4 separate regions of the Homo sapiens genome follow, and regions 1, 2 and 3 are each linked to region 4. Evidence: chromatin contacts called from ENCODE Hi-C or POLR2A ChIA-PET data. All regions are on one chromosome and are shown on one strand. The core of a region is the stretch at or near the end of the contact, and the rest is flanking DNA. Distances in the headings are between cores, read along the strand shown.

Evidence for each region. Hi-C counts contacts between places; a loop is a spot of excess contacts on that map. ChIA-PET counts read pairs that join two places held with the same protein, here RNA polymerase II (POLR2A). Pooled maps may share reads with other maps.
Region 1: a loop to region 4 is called in a map of B cell, with 17 times the contacts of the local background. The contact joins the promoter of PPP1R3E here to the promoter of SUPT16H in region 4. A Hi-C loop is called at or near these places in 1 of 168 maps with a recorded cell type or tissue (B cell), 3 of 37 single-sample maps with no recorded cell type and 12 of 50 pooled maps.
Region 2: a pooled map shows a loop between it and region 4 (11-fold over the local background). The contact joins the enhancer-like site here to the promoter of SUPT16H in region 4. A Hi-C loop is called at or near these places in 5 of 50 pooled maps. POLR2A ChIA-PET finds 5 or more read pairs at or near these places in 2 of 52 experiments (OCI-LY7 and activated T-cell).
Region 3: a pooled map shows a loop between it and region 4 (8-fold over the local background). The contact joins the promoter of OXA1L-DT here to the promoter of SUPT16H in region 4. A Hi-C loop is called at or near these places in 8 of 50 pooled maps.

The regions. Positions count from the first base shown.
Region 1 is chr14:23,301,180-23,304,652 of GRCh38, reverse strand. It overlaps PPP1R3E (protein phosphatase 1 regulatory subunit 3E), which reads left to right and starts at 1,794. Exons shown (of 5, transcript NM_001276318.2): 1 at 1,794-2,493; 2 at 2,795-3,355. The coding sequence starts at 2,077. The coding sequence ends at 3,217. RefSeq lists silencers at 2,008-2,517, 2,598-2,657, 2,668-3,097 and an enhancer at 3,158-3,347.
Region 2 is chr14:23,005,506-23,008,818 of GRCh38, reverse strand. All of the region lies in intron 1 of C14orf93 (chromosome 14 open reading frame 93), which reads left to right. It overlaps LOC124903286 (a long non-coding RNA gene), which reads right to left. Exons shown (of 2, transcript XR_007064075.1): 2 at 1-2,251. Among named protein-coding and RNA genes, the nearest start is that of C14orf93, 3.0 kb to the left of the region's middle. RefSeq lists enhancers at 315-875, 1,809-2,178 and a silencer at 1,599-1,648. Within about 2 kb of position 2,043, at least 6 of the 41 ENCODE cell types and tissues checked have a DNase peak (open chromatin) inside an H3K27ac peak, as active enhancers do.
Region 3 is chr14:22,764,642-22,768,274 of GRCh38, reverse strand. OXA1L-DT (OXA1L divergent transcript) reads left to right here and starts at 1,713. Exons shown (of 3, transcript XR_001750638.3): 1 at 1,713-1,851. OXA1L (OXA1L mitochondrial inner membrane insertase) reads right to left here and starts at 1,587. Exons shown (of 10, transcript NM_005015.5): 1 at 1,511-1,587; 2 at 866-1,027; 3 at 104-317. The coding sequence starts at 1,573. RefSeq lists enhancers at 1,479-1,708, 1,302-1,865, 1,866-2,428, 2,429-2,992.
Region 4 is chr14:21,382,432-21,385,895 of GRCh38, reverse strand. SUPT16H (SPT16 homolog, facilitates chromatin remodeling subunit) reads left to right here and starts at 1,877. Exons shown (of 26, transcript NM_007192.4): 1 at 1,877-2,034. The coding sequence starts at 1,969. It overlaps CHD8 (chromodomain helicase DNA binding protein 8), which reads left to right. Exons shown (of 38, transcript NM_001170629.2): 38 at 1-697. The coding sequence ends at 283. It overlaps LOC107984643 (a long non-coding RNA gene), which reads right to left and starts at 1,623. Exons shown (of 2, transcript XR_001750627.2): 1 at 1,183-1,623.

The sequences.
Region 1 (3,473 bases), core at 545-3,044, 1.9 Mb before region 4:
GAGAATACATCCATGCATTCTATATACGTGTAAAATTTAAAAAGTCAATATTGCTTTAAAAATGAGTCCTAGCTAACTAGTATTGCTACAGTCAATACTAGTGCGAATGCATGTAAACAGGAATGAATTGTATAATAATAAGATAACATGTGTCTCATGGTTTATTTTCAACTTAGTCACTTGTGGTTTTACAGTTAAACTATCCTGCTGCTTTAAATTTAGAGACTTCATTTCTACTCTAATATTCCCTCTTTTAACACTCTGAGGATGTTAACTATTATTGTTAAATGTTTTAATCTTATATAACCAAGCGGGTAAGAGCGTGGACTCTAGAGCTAAACTGTTTAGGTCCTAATCCCACCTCCCCAATTATTAACTATGTGACCCTGGGTAAGAGTCCTCTCCCCTCTCTCCCTCAATTCTCTCATCTTTAAACTAGACATAATAGTCTCTATTCCTCTGATGGTTGTATTACATGGGTTAGTATTTGTAAAACCCTTACAACAGTACCTAGCACATTGTAAGTGCTATATTAGATCAGTAGGAAAGTTAGAAAAAAACTAAAAACAACTTCACTTTTTTTTTTCACTAATGTTAAAAAAAAAAAATGAAAGGGGAAAAAGCCAGCTCTGCCCTTCTTGGAAGCTCCCACTGGACCTATAATTCCACAGTCCCAACTCCAAGAGAGTTGTTGGGTGCTTGTTCATTCAATAATTTGAGTGCCTACCATATACTAAAACTCACCATGAATCAGACAAAGCCCCTGCCCTCAAAGGGCTTACACTTGGATTAGAAATCAGAACTCCACCACTTTTTTACAGATAAGAACACTGAGTTCAGAGTATGGCTCTGAGTTCAGGGGTGGCTCACACCTGTAATCCCAGCACTTTGGGAGGCCGAGGCGGGCAGATCACCTGAGATCAGGAGTTCAAGACCAGCCTGGCCAAGATGGTGAAACCCCGTGTCTACTAAAAATACAAAAATTAGCCGGGCGTGGTGGTGGACGCCTGTAATCCCAGCTACTCAGGAGGCTGAGGCAGGAAAACCGCTTGAACCGGGGAGGCAGAAGTTGCAGTGAGCCGAGATCACGCCACTGCACTCCAGCCTGGGCGACAGAGCGAGACTCCATCTCACACTCACACACACACACACACACACACACACACGAGAACACTGACTCCAGAGAAGTTATGCCTTGCTTGCTCAAGGTCACTAGAAGCTAGGTCTTCCTGCAGTTCTCAGTTCGGGTGCCATATTCTCACCTTCTATTTGAAAGACTCTACCTAGCTTTCATGACCTTTCCTTCTTTGCACGCACCACCACCCCCTGCCCAAACCAGGAGCCTAGGTTTCAGAAAAGAAAACAGTGAACCCCAAAGATAAAGTCACATGCTGGGCGTTTTGAACCTTCCCCTGCAAGAAAATGAAAGGTTATTTTTTCTTCCCGGCGTTAACCTTTCCTGTGCTGTGCCGGAAAAGTTGAGGACTTTTTACATTTTATTATTATTATTATTGTAGAGATCAGGGGTCTCACTATGACGCCCAGGCTGGTCTTGAACTCCAGGCTTCAAGCGATCCTCCCACCTCGGCCTCCCAAAGTGCTGGGATTTGAGGCGTGAGCCATCGCGTCCCGTCCGTGGATGTTTTTTTTAAAAGGTTGAGTAGCTTCACTCGGGACCGCAAAGGTGGAGTCCCCGCCCCCTGGTGCAGCAGCGAAGACAAGCGGAGCCACCTGTCAGAGGGCTGTGGGCGGGGGCGCCCGGGCCGTGAGGGCCTTGGAACCGGAGGGTGAGTGCAGTTGAGCGCACGCTCAGAGCAGACCGCTAGCAGGAGGCAGGATGTGATAGTCTAAGACCCTGGAAGCTGACGGCCAGAGGGAGGGAAGGGTGGTCACAGAGGAGAGGCAAAGCAACGGGAGGTGGAGGATCCTGGAGGTGTCTGCAAGGAGAATACACAGCAGCGAGGGGCTGCAGAAGCGGACCCAGCGACTTCTGCGCTGACGCGGGGCGGGCGGGAGAGAGGAAGAGAGGGGAGCGCGGTGGCGCTGCGAGCTGGCCCCGCCGGGGAAGGGGCTGCCATGTCCCGTGAGCGGCCCCCGGGCACCGACATTCCCCGCAACCTGAGCTTCATCGCCGCGCTAACGGAGCGCGCCTACTACCGTAGCCAGCGGCCCAGCCTCGAGGAGGAGCCGGAGGAGGAGCCAGGCGAGGGCGGGACGCGGTTCGGGGCCCGATCCCGCGCTCACGCACCGAGTCGGGGCCGCCGGGCCCGATCTGCACCAGCCGGAGGCGGCGGGGCCCGGGCGCCCCGCAGCCGTAGCCCAGACACCCGCAAGAGAGTGCGTTTCGCCGACGCACTGGGGTTGGAGCTGGCTGTCGTGCGCCGCTTCCGTCCCGGTGAGCTGCCCCGGGTGCCCCGCCACGTGCAGATCCAATTGCAGAGGGACGCCCTCCGCCACTTCGCGCCCTGCCAGCCCCGCGCCCGCGGCCTCCAGGTAGGCGGCGGGGGCACCTCCCCTCCTGGGGACCTCCTCCAGTCGGCCGCAGCGGGCTTGTGGGAGTGGATTTGCCAAAGAGCACCCATCTCCATCCCATCCCTGGGCTTGCGCCTGCCCATCCCTTTTGGGGACCCCATCTGCGAGTGGCTCTAGGCCACCCTGGCAGCTGGGCCGCACTCTGCCGGCCTGGACGCCGGGGTCGGCCTCTGATTGGTCCAGTGCCTTGCTCTGACACCGCCCCCTGTCTCTCCCCTCTCTCCGCCCTGGGCTCCCTCCTCCCGCTTCTTCTTTCCCCCAGGAGGCGCGCGCCGCCCTGGAGCCGGCCAGCGAGCCCGGCTTCGCCGCCCGCTTGCTGACGCAGCGCATCTGCCTGGAACGCGCCGAGGCGGGCCCGCTGGGCGTGGCCGGGAGCGCGCGCGTGGTGGACCTGGCCTACGAGAAGCGCGTGAGCGTGCGCTGGAGCGCCGACGGCTGGCGGAGCCAACGCGAGGCGCCAGCCGCCTACGCCGGTCCGGCCCCGCCCCCGCCGCGCGCCGACCGCTTCGCCTTCCGCCTGCCCGCGCCGCCGATTGGGGGCGCCCTGCTCTTCGCCTTGCGCTACCGTGTGACAGGTCACGAGTTCTGGGACAACAACGGCGGCCGTGACTATGCTCTACGTGGGCCCGAGCACCCGGGCAGTGGCGGAGCTCCGGAGCCGCAGGGCTGGATCCACTTTATCTGAGACGAGGCGCCTGCGGCCGACGGCGGAAAACACCAAAGGCACCCGGGGGCGGGGCGACCCGATGTGGCGGGGAGGAGTAGGAGAGACCAGGATTGGCGGGAGCGGTCCAAGGGAGTCAAGCCGGGGAGGGCGAAAAGGGTGGGGAAATCAGGGGCGTGGGGGCGTGGGGGCGTGGGGGCGGGGGGAGTGAGCGGAACCAAAGAAGCTCCGGGAGATCCGGGTGTTAAAAGCTGGTTGGATGTGAGTGGAAGGAACT
Region 2 (3,313 bases), core at 794-3,293, 1.6 Mb before region 4:
GCCTTTTGGTTATCATGTTGCATTTTTAGAATGGAAAGCTTCTCATTTCTAAGAGTCACAGAAAAAAGTATATGAATTAGAGAAAAACAGGCTCGCAGAGCAGAACCTCCTGTTATAGGAGCCCTATTTTCACTTCATTCTGTTACAGAATCACTATCTCCTCATTAGAAGTTGTATGGAAAATATCTGTATCCAAATTTGTATTCGCAGATTGGAGTGAAAGCATAGGAGGTATATGAGGTGCTGAGGGAGAAACTGGAATGTCACAAATGCAGTGACAACCAGGAGACAAAAAAAAAAATCTACTGTAGAATTTAAATTTCATTACAACAAAACTTCTGTATAATAATGCATTTCTATTACACAGCTAGCATCCTACTCTATTTCAAGCAGTATTTGACTCCTAAATACTGACTGCAATAAAGTTACTTGTACAAATTTATAACAAAAGTGGCCCTGTTTGGGCTTTCTGGGTTTCTTACTTGTGCTGAGTGTATTTTTATTCTCTAACAATTCAAGTCAGACCAGTGCTTAATAAATACTGGCTCGACTGTGGATTATTCCACAATTTCAGACCTGCATTTCTTTGAAATCTAGTCACATTTTAGTGATCTTTGTGATCACAACAGTGATGGGAGTTTTTTTTTTTTTTTTTTTTTTTTTTGAAACGGAGTTTCGCTCTTGTTGCCCAGGCTGCAGTGGCAATGGTGCGATCTTGGCTCACTGCAACCTTCGCCTCCTGGGTTCAAGCGATTCTCCTGTCTCGGCCTCCCGAGTAGCTGGGATTACAGGCATGTGCCACCATGCCGGGCTGATTTTTGTATTTTTAGTAGAGACGGGGTTTCACCATGTTGGTCAGGCTGGTCTCCAACTCCTGACTTTAGGTGATCCGCCCGCCTCTGCCTCTCAAAGTGCTGGGATTACAGGCGTGAGCCACCGCGCCCGGCCAGTTACGGGAATTTTTAATGGAGTTTTACCCTTTTTAGCTCTTTTCCACATCACTACAGGTCATCACATATACTTTTTACCTTACTTTTTAGCGTCTCAAAAAATAGGGAGAGCTCTCCCTGAACAGTGCAGAGCCCGTATCCCTGATTTCCTAGGCTATTTGATTTCTACATCCAGGAACGTAGGGTCATATCCACTGTTCTTGCTTTTTCTTCCTAAGAAAGGAGAGAATTCCTCGCACATATATATCGTTGGCTTGGCCTTCCAAAGCAAAGCAAAACTAAACTCTGTTGATTTTGCCTGGGAATCCTCGGGGCCCCTAGTATTGGAAACTTCTTTGAACTGTGAGGAGCTGCTAATTTGCAGGTGACATGTGAAAGAAATGTAACCGAGGCCAGCAGTAACTAAAAGTCGGCCACCACCCAACGTGTGACGCCGATTTGTGGCCACTGTGCTTATAATCGTGTACACACAGGTTTGTGAGCAGCAGAGAACAAAAGCAAGTAAACAAAAACAAGCTAAAGATGGCGTCTGACGGCCTTGAAAAAGCCTCACAGTCTTGTCCCTCCCTGAGGAGGCCCCTCCCCTACCTGACTTTTTGAGTGACTGTTGTTTGCAGCCAATAGTGTCCGTGACCCTGCTCCCCAGCCATCGTCTAACCGCCAATCACCGGGAGCCAGAAGGCAAACGGGGCGGTGTCTCCCCGCGTGCGCGCGGTAGCCGGGTACACGGGCAGGCGCCGCGGATAGTTCTGTCTCCCGCGCGCCCGCCTCCGCCTCTGCCTAGCTGAGTCAGCCCGTGCGGTAGCGCCAGGCACACGCGGTAGAACATCTGTAGGGCTGCAAAGCTGCACCTCCGCGTCAGTTCTCACGGCGAGCGCCGCCTTCAGCCCAAGTTCTCAAAGCTCTCGGGGCTACGTAGTCTACCCTCCCCGGTGACCCGGCGAGATCCCTAGCCGCTCCTCCGGCCGCTCTGCTCTCCGCATCCCTCGCGGGAATGACCCCCTTTACCCGGGACTCCCAGAGCGCACTGTATGGTAGGGCACAGTGGCGAGTCACCCTGTCCCCTGAGGCCTCTTGAGCAGTCGCCGATCTCTGCTTCCCGCGTCGCTGCGATCGCCTTTCCCGTAGCTGAATCACACTGACCCATCGGAAACGGTTCTGCCCTCCCTGGGGTCCACCTTGTCATCCTTGACTAATATTTAATCAACTAACATTTACCAAGTTCTCGCTGGCACGAGTTCTAGGAGCTACTTTTTCATTTTTCAGTTTCTCCATAAATGCAGTGGGTCCTTTAGGCAAACCTGAAATCGGAAATATTAATCTTACCAATGTAATCTTAGCAAATGTAAATAAAAAGGACTGTGCTATACTGGGCTAAAAATTCTCATCCTGCTATAGAAATATACGTGGAATTTTCAGATTACGTGGAATCCTTTAAAGACCGCATTCGGCCTTCTGGGTCTACAGCTCTCTTTTTTACCCCTAAAAATAAGGTCTTGGATTTTTTGCAGACCATTAGTCGAGTCACTCTTTTAAAATGTGGGAAAATAGTATTTTGTGGTATTTACTTAGCTGCTCTTGTGTGATAAGGAGCTCATTTCTGATAAAAATAGGTTTTGAGAGAACCTTTTGACAGGTGAGCCATTTTGCACCTTGAAGTGGAGGAGTAGGACTGACCAACACAGCAGGAGCTTTAAGTGGCCGTTTTCCTTATTTATTTCTTAAAATGAAGATTATGATATGAATTGCCATGCTTTCAGTAATCACATTTAAGGAAGTCTATTGCTAGCATGACCCTGAATGAGTCAAGCACCCATTATAAAAACATATATCATCTGAGTGATACCATATCATACACATCTATTAAATAGTGAGAAAACTTTTATTTTTCATAGTTTGGAGGTGAACTCAGTCATGCAGAAAATTCAAACTCAGAATGGGGAGAAAGCAAGCAAGGGAACTGCCAAGAGTATGATATATTTAGTCCTAACAAAAATGTGACTTGGGAGGAAAGGGATAGTTAAAATTATGGACAGTCTTACCCTGAACTGTCTGTCTAAAGGAGATGAATTGTCTTTCTTTTTTATCTAAATATTTATGAAAAATACCAAAAGTACTGGAAAGTACATTTTTAAGGCTCGTTTCACATTTATTTAAATTAGACCAATACTGAAATGAACCCCAAATGCTTATATTTTTTGCAAACCTAAGTGTGACATCTACTGTCATGTTGTGTTGGCAACGCATCCCAAGATTGAAGATCTTTTTCTCTTTTTTAGACCTAGTCAGTTGTTTTCAGGACTTTCTACTTAAACATGTTGCCATCATTTGAAATTTAAAATGTTAAATAAATACACTTCTTC
Region 3 (3,633 bases), core at 464-2,963, 1.4 Mb before region 4:
CTTCTGACCCCAGAGCTTCTGCAACTACTTCCTGAATCCATTCAAAGAATTGCCATCTATGAGGTTAAATCCCTAACCCATGTCCAGGGTATATTCCCCTTACATGCAGCAATGGCCCCCCACCAAGGTAGGCCCAGATCAACATGCATAAATTCCAGTAAATTCTGGATCAGTCCCACTGGGGTGTATGACCCCAGCCCCAGTTCAGCGAAGCTCTGCTCTGCAGCAGTTTGGACTACATCTGCAGTCTCTCCAGAAGCCACCTCAGGTACTGCTGTGGGTGAGGGAGTTGCAGCAACAACAGGAGGGGCCTGAACCTGTGTGAAAGAAAGCCTTGTATTATATTTATTCAGTAGCGAACACAAAGCAAGTGAGATCTTTTTATAATAACCAGTACTGGGTTCTGTTCTCTCTACTTCTTGTTCTTCCAGGTTAGCCTAGTGTCTGCAGATTTCAAGCTTAAAAAGGACATCTCATTTTTATCAATAGTTAGGAAGAGAAGTTACTTTGAGTAAGAATCCATGACTTCCCTTCATGCTGGGAAGTTATTTCTTTTATCACTGTTTTCCAAACTTCAGCCATTTGAATATCACTATCATGATTTTTGCCATATATTAACATGAAACAATTGCTTTTCTTTAAAACAGCTCAGAAAACCAAATATAACATCTCTCCTGTTGTACTTTCAATCATTTCCCCACTGAATTGAAAATCCATCCTAAGCAGAGATGCTATCATTTTGGAGAGCTGTGTGGAGCGTGGACAAGAACTCTGCTCCATATTCCCCCTGCTCCCAAACAAAACAAAATATGAAACCAACCAGGAAACACCACTCCTAATATTGCAGGAACGAAAGGCCTCTTACCTGGACTTCTGCAAAAGAGATAGCAGAGGTACTGAGGCTGCGGGGGCCGGAAGCCGCAAGGAAGAGGTAGTGTGGGCGACAGCAGCACGGGGCTGCTGGGAATAGGAGCCGTGTGGTCAGCGGTTTCCCAAGCCATTGCGAGGGCCCTGCGACGCTGTGGACCTGAGCGTGTAAAAGGATGATGGAGCCCCTTTACCGGGAGCAGAAGTCCTCGCGTGGGTGCAAACGGGATTCATTATGCTAACTCCCCAAGAAGCAGGCAGCTCGGCCACTACAGGGGAGGACATTGCTATCACCGCGCGCAGACCGCTAGCCCGAAGGCATGCAGCGGGTGGTGCCTGCAGAGCGAAGCTCGAACCTGGGTTCCCCGCATCTCAGTTATCGCAGACCCACATCGGAGGGCCCTGAGAACGAGGCCGAGGTGCTCTCGCCAGGAGCCAAGCCAATTCCAGAAGCTGACACCGGGCTGCTGGGCCCATAGTGTCGGGGACTAACCCTAGCGCGTCCTCACATGACCCGAGGTCATGACATTCAGGTCCCGGTGAGCAGGTCAGCGTCTGCTGATACCCCTAGCACGAGCTGTCCTGGGGCCTGGTTCACTGGGTCAGGGCAGCATCCCGGTGCTCTGCCCCGGGGCATCCTTACCCGACGCCCGGACTGTAGCAAGCGCAGAAGCTCCCGGCGTCCGCACATTAGTCCCATCGCCATTTTGCCCGGAAGAGGACTTGCTTTTGCGCCTGCGCAGTAAGAACCACAACCCCTCGAGAGGAAGCACTTTTGGAGGCGGGCATGAAGCCAGAATTGTAGCCGCAGATCAGGCGGTAAAAGAGAACGGAGCTTGGCGGCCATATTTGAAGTGGGTAAAAATCTGTAAAGCCACGTTACCATTAGCACGCAGAGAGCCTTTTCTGGAGATTGAAAGGAAGTTGAAGAGCTGGGTTAGCTATCATCGTAAGCTATCATCGTTAGTGATGGCGTAAACCTGGGTAATTTTCCTCTAATGTCGCGATTGTCCTCTGATTTGTAAGTTTAAAAATAGCCTCAGAAAAGGCTTGGCTGTACTTGCAGAGGATTTTTCCCACTCAATGATGTTCGATTCTTTTGATTCTTATTGCTAGGTAATATTGTAATCGCAGGTCCAGTGAAATTTGAGGGTAGTCTAGAGTCTGACAGAAATTAAAAGAAGGCAGCTTCTGGGAAATATTTTCCTCCCAGATAAAAAGACGAAGCTTCCAGAGGAGACTTCACCTTTCCATTTTTTTCTTCTGTAAGTGGGGTGGTGTGAGGACTGACCATGAGGGGACAAGTTTCCAGATGAAAAGCTCACGTGCAGGCCGGGCGCGGTGGCTCAGGTCTGTAATCCCAGTACTTTGGGAGGCCGAGGTGGGTGGATCACGAGATCAGGAGGTCGAGACCATCCTGGCCAACATGGTGAAACCCCATTTCTACTAAAAATACAAAAATTAGCCGGGCGTGGTGGTGGGCGCCTGTAATCCCAGCTACTCGGGAGGCTGAGGCAGGAGAATCACTTGAACCCGGGATGCAGAGGTTGCAGTGAGCCGGGATTGTGCCACTGCACTCCAGCCTGGGCAACAAGAGCGAGACTCCGTCTCAAAAAAAAAAAAAAAAAGGAAAGAAAAACTCACGTGCTGAAGATGGTTGAGGGCAAAGATAGAAAACACCCAAATACTTGATGATATCATTGAGCTGCTGTACCATGCTTGGAACTGCCTATCTCCAGACTTTGTTGTGTAAGTTAATTAAAGGTCTTGGCCGGGTGCAGTGGCTCATACCTGTAATCTCATCACTTTGGGAGGCTGAGGTGGTCTCGATAACTAGGTCAAGAGATCGAGACCAGCCTGGCCAACATGGTGAAATCCTGTCTCTACTAAAAATACAAAAAACAAAAAAACAAAATAACTAGGCGGGCGTGGTGGTGCATACCTGTAGTCCCAGCTACTAGGGAGGCTGAGGCAGGAGAATCGCTTGAATCCGGGAGGTGGAGGTTGCAGTGAGCCGAGGTGGAGCCACCTCACTCTAGCCTGGGCGACAGACTCCATCTCAAAAAAAAAAAAAAAAAGATGATTAAAGGTCTTTACTGTTTAGACTCTAAGTCTGTTGCTTGGGTGTTCTGTTTCTTGAAGTTAAAAGCATTCATCTTCAGGGAAAAAAGTTACTGGTCAGAAAGGTGGAGTTTGATTATGTTTGAACCCTTACAAAGTCTCTCAATATGCAGATTACTTTCTAAACAACAAATTATAGTTTCAGAAAGATACAATAACCTGAAATTATTTCAGTGACTGCTCATTTGGAACGATTATGAATGTACCTGACAGATATGGCGAAAATAGGAGGCAAAGAACTATAATACTGATTTAGTAATAATTAGTGGTATGAGCTAACACTTGCATATGTTGGATGCTATTATAAACATCAATAGATTTTTGATATGGAAACACTGATTTTTTTTTAGAGATTACTTTTAAAACTCAATACAATTAGAAGTAATTACAAATATACAGCTACAGAACACTTGGCAGGGTGACTATCTTACAGTACACTGCTACTTTGGTGGCCCCAAATGAACCAGGCTTCCCAATATTTGCACCTTTAGGAGTTCTCTTCTCTTGAGTCTGATTGGGCCTGTCACTTGCTTTAATCAATAGTAGAATGCGTTGGAAGTGATGTTATGCCAGTTTGGGACTATGCCTTAAGAAGGCCTGATAGCTTCTGTTTTTGCATTCGGGGGAAGCCAGCTGCTGTGTTAG
Region 4 (3,464 bases), core at 628-3,127:
CAGCACCATGCTTCATCACCACCACCACCACCCCCACCCCCACCATCACCACCATCACCATCCAGGCTTGAGAGCCCCTGGCTACCCCTCTTCACCAGTGACTACCGCCTCTGGTACTACCTTGCGGTTGCCACCACTGCAACCTGAGGAGGATGACGATGAGGATGAAGAAGATGATGATGACTTATCTCAGGGCTATGATAGCTCAGAAAGGGACTTCTCACTCATTGATGATCCTATGATGCCAGCTAACTCAGACTCCAGTGAAGATGCTGATGACTGAAGCCCCAGCATGGGCCCCATTGCTTGGGCGGCTGCTGTATTTTCATTTACTCTGGCCCTTGGACTATGGAAACGTGGGAGGGGCAGGGGAGATGTGGGGAAGTCCAGGACTCCAGGAGGTGAAAAGGAAAAAAAAAAAAAAATGTACCTGATTGCTCCCAATTATGAGAGGATTGGGTGGGCAGGGGAACTCCTAAAATAATACATGACCACTTCCTCATTTCTGGGGAAGGAAAGGAGACTAGAGCAGCTGGTGTGCTCACCCCTCCCTAGTCACCTCCATTAACCACAGACTATGTAGCGCTGGCCCTAGCCTCTGGCAGAGCCTGTTCCTGGCCGAACTGTGGATACAGCTGGAGGGTCAGGAACTGTTACCTTCTTTCCCCTTGGCATTAATAAATTTAAGTTAATCCTTTTCCACTCTTCCTTTGTTCTATGTTTGCTCAAACCCAGTGTATTGATTTTGAGTTGTTAATGGTGGGTAATTTCAGCACCACTTTCCTTAAGTTCAATACTGTTTATACTAAATTGCCTTACAGCAGACAAGTCATCTGTACTCCTCTAAAGGGTATATACAAATGTAGACTGTCCAGCTGGCTAAAGGCAAGGGAATTATTTAAGGTAAATGGTAGGTAGGCAAACTTCTGGATTCAAACTCCAAGTTTTTAGAAGAGACAGGGAGCAAGAATGTCATCAGGAACCATTTATGTTTTGTTTCTAATTAACTGAAGTAACGGTTATTTGGGGGAAGCCATAGAATAGTGCCAGTTTTCATGAACTGCAGCAAGGGGACTGGCCGACTGGAAGGATGCTGCCGCGACTTGGGCTCAGGGGGTGGGGTTGTGGGAAGGAACTAAAAGTTTGTAGAGCCCCTCAAGTCATCTGTTTCCTCTGACTTACACCATCCCACTGCTCAGTTAAAGCTTGCGCATATTATTTTCCTTTCGAAAACTAGGTTCCTCCCCCAGCTTGGGTCGTAGTTTATCACGAGGCTGGGCTCCATTTCCCTGGTATGAGTCCTCTGTCCCGGCGGAGCGCTTGACCCAGCATCCTGGCACCGAGGATCCCTCGAGTCCTGGAGCAGTCAAGGGCTTTTGCATTCCCATCATTTCTAGGAGGGGCGCATGCCCAGTTACACTGTAGTAGTCCCACTTTTATCCCACGCTAGATCCCGCTCTTTCCGCTCCCCCTTCCTTTGCAGATGGGGTGGAGCTATAACACCCGCGCGCGGCAGCTCTTGTGGGCGGGGCAGGCGCCGCCTCCTTCGCTTCGTCTAGGGACTGCCGCCTCGGCAAAAAGTCTGAGGTCCTGGAAACCGCCGCTGGGCTGAGAGTTAATAAGGGCGGAGGCAGACCGTCACGTGACGACGTCGATTCGCGTGCGGCAGTGGCGAAGTTGACAAACCCCGCGAAAATCGACTCTTTGCATCGCACATTTTGTTGATTTTCCCTCGTTTTTCTTTCTCTCTTTCCCCCGTCCATCCGAAAGAGGGTTGGAAAAAAACAAAACAAACAAACAAACAAAAAAAAAACCTAACGCTGTTGGGACCCGGAAGCGGAAAGGGCATCTTTGAGGTCGATACTTCCGGGTCATTGGGAGAGTGCGGGATTCCTGGGCCGAGAGCGGGTGGCTGAGCCGGGACCTCGCGTGATTCTCGGAACCCGAGGAGAAGCGGCGTCCGGGGCTATGGCTGTGACTCTGGACAAAGACGCTTATTATCGGCGAGTGAAGAGACTGTACAGCAATTGGCGGGTGAGGAAGATCCTGTAATTTTTCCTAGGGAGCCCCCTTAGCCATCCCATAATAACCCTGTTTCTCGGCGCCCTTTTTTCTCTTTCGGTCAGGAATTCCCGGGTTCTGTGCCTCACCCTTTTCGTTGCTCCCGAATCATTCACCGGAGGCGGCCACGAACGCTGCCCCTTAACAGGGAATCCCCCGCATTCACCCTGTCCTGCGGCCATCACCATCTTCCCCGCGTGCCAGCCTTGGTCATGCATAGCAGCACCTCTCGCAGTCTCTTCCCGCCCTAGAAGAGGCAACATCCTTCCCTCCTACTCCGTGGTCACGTCTTGCTGCCCTCCCCTGCCGTGTTCTCACGCACTCGCTCTGTCCCTCCAGAACCACAATATTCCACCCCTGGTCCCGCCAGGATTATAACCGTCTTCGTAAAGGAGAGATGGAAGGGCAAGGAGGATGTCAATCGGGCTTTTAGCGTTTATCGTTTGCGGGGCTTTTGCTGGAGTTAAAAAAAGAAATACTGCTCACGCGCAACCGCCTCATGTTCTAGGCCCTGCTGTGGGTTACAGAGAGGGACCTAACGCTGAAAGCCTGCAGGCATTAGTAATAACAAAACAAAACAAAACGATGCCTAAAACCTTATTAGTTCCTTGGTAGCGTATCCGGGGCACGTGTTCATTAAAAGAGCTGTGGCAGTTCCCAGTTTTTTAAAGATTCGGCAGTTTTGCTGCTCTAAAAACGTCCACAGTTAAAACTTATTTTTATGATGTTAACTTACTAATTGAGCAAACATTTGGTTGCATTCTGTGATGCAGTCTGAGTTGGCTAGCTTAAGTCTTGCCCCTGAACCCTGTCATCAAGGGAAGATACAGCTAATAAAGATTTTTTTTTAACCTGAAAAACGTTTTGAGAAAAATGATCAGCTCTCATTTCAGCATTGTAAATTATCTTTCAAACTGGTCATCTACTAAAACCAAGCCATTAAAATTGGTCGTTTCCTTGCCATTCATATTAAAGCTGTCTGTGCATGTTTCATCTTTTGGGGCTAAATACATTAGATAATTGAAAATAAAATTGATTCTCTTGCATTTTATGAAAAGGAAAAATAAGAACTAAATGCTAGATGAATACTGAACATTTTATTTTTTTTAATTTTTTGATTAATTTCTACCAAATGATTTTTTGCAGCTTCTCTCAGTGTCATATTATTCAAACATAATCGATGTTAGAAAAACATTTTAAAACCTTGATACTTTCTAATGATCAGTAAGTACTAAAAATCCGAAGCCCTCTCTTGTACCCATAAACCCTGAAACTGTGAACCTTTGGTATGAAAATTGTTTCTAGTCCCAGTGATTCAGATTCATCAAATAATTTCATTCTCTCTATACCATTCATGAAAACTAATCTATAGCTCTCACTTCCTCTACATGACAAATTAACTG